2 separate regions of the Homo sapiens genome follow, and region 2 is linked to region 1. Evidence: read pairs that join two places in POLR2A ChIA-PET (ENCODE). Cell type or tissue: OCI-LY7. All regions are shown on one strand.

Region 1 (4,000 bases):
ACAGGCAGACACATCGTGTGCTTCTGTGCATGTGAACTGAGAAGGGAATGATACCACTTATCTAGTAGTCCAACCAAAAATCTCAGAGTTTAATCACGGGGAAGCATTAGAGGGACCCAAATTGATAAACAGTCTGTAAAATAACTGCCTGTATTCAAAAATGTCAGTAGCATGAAAGCAAGAAGGAAAAAAGACGCTGAAGAACTATTCCAGATTACAGGACACTAAAGAAATATGACAACGAAGTACAATATGTGATTCTACCTTAGGTCCTGTATCAGGAAATTGCTACATAGGACATGGTTGAGACAGTTGACAGAGTTGGAATATGATTTTATATTAGATAAAATCATCAATGTTAAATTTCCCAAGTTTGATAACAAATGTGTATATGTAAGTTAATGTTCCTTTTGGGAGTTACTCTGAAATGCTATAGGGTAAAGGGACATGTATGTTACCTGCTCTCAGATAATTCAGAAGAAGTGTATTTGTGTTCTAGGGCTGGGGAATGGAGGAGAGAGAATGAGTAAGTTAATGTGGCAAGATGTTAAAAATTGGTGAATCTGGGTAAAGGGTATTTGAGTGTTCTTTGTAGTATTGCAGTTTTTCTGTAAGTTTGAAATTATTTCAAAATAAGTTAAATTTTTTAAAGTTCATAGAAGTTTTTATAACTGCCTCAAACTGGAAATAACCCAAGCATTGAGTTGGTTTTTTTTCCCCCAACCCAAGTATTTAGCAGCAGAAGATAAAATTGTATCATCAGATAAATTGTAGTTTATATATATAACAAGATGCTACACACACACAGCATTGGATGAGTCTCACATTTTGAGGAATACATATGCAGATTTTCAACTTGGGAAGCAGAAATACATTGCCCTTTGCTGTGGCTATTGCAAAGGCTAGTTCTTCCTCCCTCACTGCCCCCATCTGCAAGTAGTAGGAACAAGTAAGTCCCCAGTTCTAAAACTGTTAGGAAACAAGAGCTGCTAAAACAGATGCTCCACTAAGTGTTAGGCTGGTGCAAAGTTGCTGCAGTTTTTGCCATTAAATGCAAAAACTGAAATTATTTTTGCACCAACCTTAATGGACTCTGTGCGTGTGTGTTGTGAGAGGGAGGGGTCCTCTGAAGGATAGAGGACATGAAGGATTGCTGTCTGGTGCTGCATTTGTGGGGAGTGGTTTAGGGGCCAATGTTTCCCCCTTTTAAGGGTAAAAATCATAATTGAGACCATAGCTAGATGCCTGTAAAAGGCAAGTTGGGAAATGGTAATTCAAGTCACAGCAGCTAAAAGAAAAGGGAATGTTTGTCATTGCAAAGGTAATTGAAAGGTATTGGACTGTTTTGGAATATAAATTTTTATTGGCATTGGGGATCCCTTATCAGGAATGTTTCTTCAACAAAACAAAAGCATTTTATAGTTCAGATGACTATTGAAAGGTAGAAGAAGAATTTATGCTTTTAATGGTTTGGTTTGGGAAGATTCCATCACTGTACTAAAAAGAAAATACATTTATTATATACTCAAAAGATTTGTTCCTGAAGGATCAAATAGGGAAATAACAAATCTGATGCTATGGGATTATGTAGGAGTATAAAATATAGCACATGAGAAATTTTAATACTTTTTTAAAAACCTGTTTTTATCTAAAAAGCAATTTTCAGCTCATAAAAAAGTGATAATCCAAGTGTTAAGAGCACTTTTTACTGTAGAAATGATATAAATTATGCATAGATTCCCTGGAAAGCCCTCAAAAGTCTGCTAAATTCCTGTTGCCACCAAATATTGTTTCTTTGGGGAAATATATTCTGATTCCTAACAACCAACAATAATCATAAGTTTTAAATCTCTCCTCTCTCCTCTCATGCAGTTTATGAAACGGGCTGCTTTTCTGTTTGTAGCTGAGGCCACAGGAGCTGGAGGGATTGCAAAGACCTTTATTAGAGCATCCATCTGGTGACCCTGGCAGGGAAACTTAGGATCTAACCCTAGGATCTGGCTAGGGCTCTGTAACTGACTGTTAGCCAGCCCTGCCTCTCCAGGATAATTATATTTATAGTGGCTTTGCCTCAGGAGGTTTCTGGAGGTTGATGACCATGCCAATTATTAACTCCTTAGCTTCCTAATGTAGAACATTTAGGAGTGACAGGAGTTGTTTTCTTTGCTTCTCAACAGGTGCCTACCTATTGGGCCGCCTTTGTACCTTGAGTTTTCAGTTAGCAAAATGTGAATTGTATGAACTAATTCTTCCTTGACCTCACAGGTGGTGGTAAGGATTCTTGAAAAGTGGGTAAGATCCTTAGAAAAAAGATGTTCATAAAGTGTGACTCCTAGGACAGGATACAAGATAAATTCTGTCCCACAAAGCACCTCATATTTTGTATAATTAACTATCTTCATGGCATTTGCATTTTCTACAGTTCACTGATTTTACCTCTTCAGCTTTATTTACTATGCTGCTTTTTTGTGTTAAAGTGAATTAGTGTGTCAGCTTAAAACACTTGTGGTGAATAATTCATATCATTCAATAAGCATTAACTCTTAAATGTGAAGTCTTATCAGCCAGGGCTGTGAAATATAATTGTCAATGGTGATAAACAATTATGCTTTGGTTTTTAGTGAATGAAAAAATTAAGAATGAGGGAACCTTAACATTTTTAACCTAAAAGATTGTATTTTGCCAACTTTCCTTGGGCAATTTGTGAATACTGCAAATCTCAGGCATATGTCATCAGTGATTCTAAAGGGATTGTATTTGTTCCTGCATTTGTTCTTGAGGGTAAAATAGCTTTTCATTTGAATGATGCTTTTGAGTTGGCAGCAGGACAGGGATCAGATAATTTGTTGTTGTTTACAGATTATGTTTTACTTTATTGTGATGTAATTATAGATCATAATTCTCATGTTTGTCCTTCTCTTTTTTCCCTTCCTTTTTCTAGTACTTCCTCCTGTGCTGGTTCCAAGACACAGCGAATATAATCCTCAGCACAGCCTCTTAGCTCAGTTCCGTAACTTAGGACAAAATGAGCCTCACATGCCACTCAACGCCACTTTTCCAGATTCTTTCCAGCAACCCAACAGCCACCCGTTTCCTCACTCTCCCAATAGCAGTTACCCAAACTCTCCTGGGAGCAGCAGCAGCACCTACCCTCACTCTCCCACCAGCTCAGACCCAGGAAGCCCTTTCCAGATGCCAGGTAGGTTGGAATGTTCAGTGATGTTCTGTAGTCATATCAGACAGTGTTATCACAGTGTCACGGAAAAGCTGGGTCAACCTGCAGTGGAGGGAGGTTTTCAGCCCTGGTATATGACATAGTGCTCTCGCACTTTTAGGATACAACTTTTGGTGAAAGGAGACCTCATAGTCAAGTAAGCAAATGTCTTATTTTATTTGTCAGGCACAGATGCTTGAATAAGCTATATTTTCCCCTTGTTTTTAAAAGGTTTTGAAACAGCTGCATCCTTCTGGGAGTGGCATAATTGTTACAGTCTTTACTCTTGATAAAAAGAAAAATACCGTGTTACACACATTTGCTCTTATGAGAACACAACCTCAATCAGCATCGTTTTCATACATGGAAAAAACTCCTGTTGCAAGTGCAACCTCAGAAAAAATATTTCCTGAGGGATCCCACCCCCTACTTAATTAAATTCATTCAAATGATGATGTAATCCCAAGAAACGTATACTTTAACAACAAAGGAATTACAACAGAAGTACTGGAAACCATCTGCTTGTTCAACTTAGCAAAGACAAAAAACAATTATCCTCTTTTTCTAGACATAACTGTTGGTGTAATGGTTATCAAAATAAATGATTAATAAGGACATTATATATTTTTAAGTTACAGGTTAATGAGCAAGCATCTCCAAAAAAAAAAAAAAAAAGAGTGCCAAATTTCTTGCCAGTAGACTTTAAGAAAGATACCCTAAACAAAAATATACTTAACATCTATTAATGTTTTCGGAAGGGAAAATGACTGGGCAAGTGTGTTTATT
Region 2 (4,000 bases), 51 kb before region 1:
TTTCTTACATAATCACAAACTGATATTAAGTTAGGAGGAAAGTTGTAGTAATTCAGTTTGTCTGTCTTACCAAAATTAGTCTATCTTCCCTGAGCTGTTAAACACTGTAAGAATAGTAATTGCAAATTCATTGGGGATTTTTAAAAAAACATTCAACATCTATTTTTGTAAATGTTTTACAAGGTCAGGGCTGTTTAAGAATCGATGAAACTATGGATCTTGTATCTTCTTATTCCCACCTTCCTATCCCAAAATGCTTATATGTCATGGTGAGTTAATGTGTACACTTAACTATCCAAATCTCATGGTCTTTCGGGTGAAATATGTCCATGGGACTGCCAAGTGCTTTCATAAACATTAAGATTTGTAATTTCCTTTACAGAGAATAGAGATACTTAGTATTAAAAGTTGCTTTAAAGATTTTCTAATCTGGTTGGTTCATATCAAGGTGAACAGTCTGAAGTCCAGAGAAGGTAACTGACATCCAAAGTTACCTGTCTAGTGATTGGAAAAGGGAAAGCCAAGATCTGGACTCCTCTTGGCATTAAGTGCCCTTTTGTTTTCAGGTTTTTTTTCTCCCTACCACGCTCACGATATTTCTGAGGCTTTGGTGTAAGCATATCCAGTGTAATTTAGGGAAGGGAGGAAAGAATTTTTTGGCCTGTTAGCAACTTTTTATACCTAACATTGTTTGAGCTAAGTAGGAATCAAATCTGACAACCAGAGAGAAATGCTTATTTTCTACATATTAAAATTGATTCTTTTTCATTCTGGAGATGGAAAAGAAAAGCCCTATATCTAATTTAATCAATGAGACCTTATTAGAAAATGGGAGATCCAAGATTGCACAAAGTTCAAATTAAAGCAGGCAACTCTGACATCTAGCAAAATATACGAATCTCCTCTTGACTCTCGAAAACAAATCACATTCCTAACCAAAAGCTAAAGTTTGGGGTATTTAGGGAGCTAGGGAGTCCTAGGGAGAGAATTGGACAGGTCTGAGGAGAAAAAGGATAATTTAAATATAAAAAAGTGGAAAAAATCGGTTTTAAGTCATAGCATGTCTTTGAGGTTGATGAAATGTTCTGCTACTTCTATATGTGGTTTTACTCTTTGGTACCAAGATTTTAGGACATACTTTGATAACAAATAGGGGCATGTCCTCTTTGCCCCAATCTGAAACCTCTTGACCCTTTATTTTCCTTTCCTGCTGTTATCTGGTAGTACAAATATTCAGTCTAATCTGTTGATCTGGCATCTGATTTGCAGCAAAAATACCTGAAGTATTTTCATCACTCTGCTGTAGCCACCTTTAAAAAGAAAAGGAAAGAGAAGAAAAAGGCAGAGCCAAATAGTATTAATGTAATTGCTTAAAATCTAAATTAAAATACTCATCTTGCTCTGCGTTATTAAGATGGTGTCAGTTTTAGAGGTGCAGGGCTAGTCCTATATGCAAAACAGTAATGTCTGTAGCTATTGCGGGCTGACTTGCAGAAATGAGCGGCTTCTCTAGAACATTCATTTGCATAAAGGAAACTATCTTTCAGAAAAGAAAAGCCAAAAGTTTCATAAGCAGTTTCACTCCAGTGACTACATCAGAGTTTTAGTAAGGTACTGGGAACTACAGTATTTGAACAGTTCAGCATCTTTATAATTTTTGTTATAAGCTAAAATCTGAACTTTAGAGAAGACTCTCTCTTGAAAATAAAGCATTAAATTCTCTAAGGTGTGAGGAAGTCCTTACCTGGTGATTTTCCCAAATCTCTTTTATGTTCTTAGTGTTTGAAAAAGGAACTTTTTTTTTTTTAATAAGAACCTAGGTTTGCAGTATAGATTGGTTTCTTAACAAATATTTTTTTTGAGACAATAAGCCTGGATCTGAAGAAAGAACATACAATTGTTAATTATGCATGTATATGCTTTTGAGTTCAGGATGTAAATGAATATTCACTAGGTCCTGTTTGGGAAGAGGAGGAGAGAGGGGTCTCTCTGTTGATTCAGAATATATTTTTATACATAAGTTTTAATGCTTTATTTGTAGTTTCCCCTTAATTGTAGGGCTGCTGTACTGTGGATATTTTGCTCTACAATCTGAGATTGTTAGGGTATAGTTACTCCAACTATTCATGTATTATCCTCTCCCTGTCTTTTTGTGTGTGTGTGTGTGTGTGTGTGTGTGGTTTCTTTGTGGTGTGCTTATGCAAAGTAGAAGTATTCCAGACCTTTATAGCTTTTTTTTCTTTTAGTTTCAAACACTTCAAGAAAAAAGGTGGGGGGGAGACTCTCTCAACGGTTATAATTAGGCATTAATTAAGCCATTATTCAGTTAACTAAATGCAAGATCTTTTGTTTGTTTAGATGGAAAAGAAACGTATCTTTTTAATGAAGGAGGGATATTAAATGGGCCCTTATTTGATCATTTTGCTGCAGTATTGTAATAAGTATATGCTTCATTTATTCCCTGAATATTTATTAGTTCTGAGGCTTAATAATTAGAGTATACACAAACATGAAAAATTAAATGCAGCAACATTATAAGAGCCGTTACAAGGTAGTATAGGAGTAAATTGTACAGACAACTCACATCAGGACCACTGTGGCCTGGAAGGACATGTGAGTTTGCATAGGCAGAAGGAAGAGGGACATTATAGACAGAGTAATGGCATGAAAAACTGGGAGATAAGCATGAGTGTTGAGTATCTGTAGAGCAGCACTGTCCAATAGAATTTCTGCAGTGATGGAAATGTTCCACATCTGTGCTAATACAGTAGCTGTAGCCACACATGGAACAGCATTTTTTAAAAAATTAATTTATGTTTCAGTAGCCACATGTGGTTATCATATCAAATAGCACAGATCCAGAGGCAGTGAGCAGCCCTGCCTGACCTCAGTGGGTGTTCCTCATGGAGCCTAGTATGGTGGTGTGGAGGAGATGCTCAGAAAGGTTGACTTCCAGTGAGAATTTTAGGGCCTTAGAGTGCCAGAATAAGGAAACATTGGGAAGTCACTGAAAGTGTTTGAACATGCAGTTTGCACTGGAGGGATAGAGCCCAGTGCCAGGAGATCAGTAAGAAAGCTATTGAGTTATGTGTGAGATGATAAATCTCTGGTAAAGGTAGACATGGAAAGAGAAGGATTTAAAAATAAATAAATAAATAAAATAAAACAAAAAACCATGAAGGCTTGGTGATTATGTGGCTATAAAGTAATGAGAAAGAGATGTCGGAGATATATCCTTAAGTTTCTAAACTTGGTGGCTGGAAAACTAATAAAGATGTTACTTAAGAATAGGGAAGAGCTGGTTGTAGAAGAAATAAAAATTGTGCAAATGATAAATTAGACTTGATGTGTTAAATTTAAGGTGCGATATCTAAGTCAAAGTATGCTACAGGCAGGTTGGAGATAAGGTTTGGGAGGACTTGAAAGCTTTACGTTAGACTCTCTGCAGTCATCTGCTGGGTATTCTGAGACAACCACAAAGAGAGAAAGAACTGGTGGATTGAATCTTCCATTGGAGCCCACGGTTAGGAATTAATAGAAGGAAGAGGCTAATTTGAAGTAGACTGCCTGAGAGGCTGTTTGACATAGACCAAAGAAGAAACTGGAAGAAAGGCATGGGGTCAGAGGAGTGGGAAAACCAGGAAGCCACTGGAAGAGAGATTCTAGAAGTAGGTTTGGAGGGGAAAATGTACAGTTCAGGGTGAAGGAGAAGAAGTCAGATAATCATGTGAATGCAATTTCAGAGAAGGCTGAATACATTAAGAAGTGAGAGAGTCTTATATTGCCTTAAGTGACTTGAATTTTAAGATAGATGAGACCTCTTCATATTTGAAGGTTGAGGGGAAGAAGTCAGTGGACAGAGAGCAATTGGAGGTGATGGAGTTAGCCATCTGGAGCACAAGTGACAAATGTTGACCGTGGTAAGGAGGGAGAGTTGTCTGAGAAAGAAACAGAATGGGGTCCGAGTGAGAAGAAAGCATGTGGCAGAGCTCCTGTGCAC

Evidence for each region. Peaks named below come from ENCODE experiments on the same cell type or tissue, not always from the same donor. Only the 100,000 strongest peaks of a DNase experiment are listed, where the experiment ranks them.
Region 2: POLR2A ChIA-PET joins it to region 1 with 6 read pairs; 7 of 35 experiments call an interaction of 5 or more read pairs at or near these places.

Annotation. Positions count from the first base shown.
Region 1 is chr4:145,536,863-145,540,862 of GRCh38, forward strand. It overlaps SMAD1 (SMAD family member 1), which reads left to right. Exons shown (of 7, transcript NM_005900.3): 3 at 2,942-3,199. Among named protein-coding and RNA genes, the nearest start is that of SMAD1-AS1, 22 kb to the left of the region's middle. In OCI-LY7, no CTCF peak of the experiment used is centred here; a DNase peak (open chromatin) is centred at 2,325.
Region 2 is chr4:145,486,326-145,490,325 of GRCh38, forward strand. The region is part of intron 1 of SMAD1 (SMAD family member 1); the gene reads left to right. Among named protein-coding and RNA genes, the nearest start is that of SMAD1, 6.5 kb to the left of the region's middle. In OCI-LY7, no CTCF peak of the experiment used is centred here; a DNase peak (open chromatin) is centred at 1,506; H3K4me3 peaks cover 2,948 bases; H3K27ac peaks cover 2,080 bases.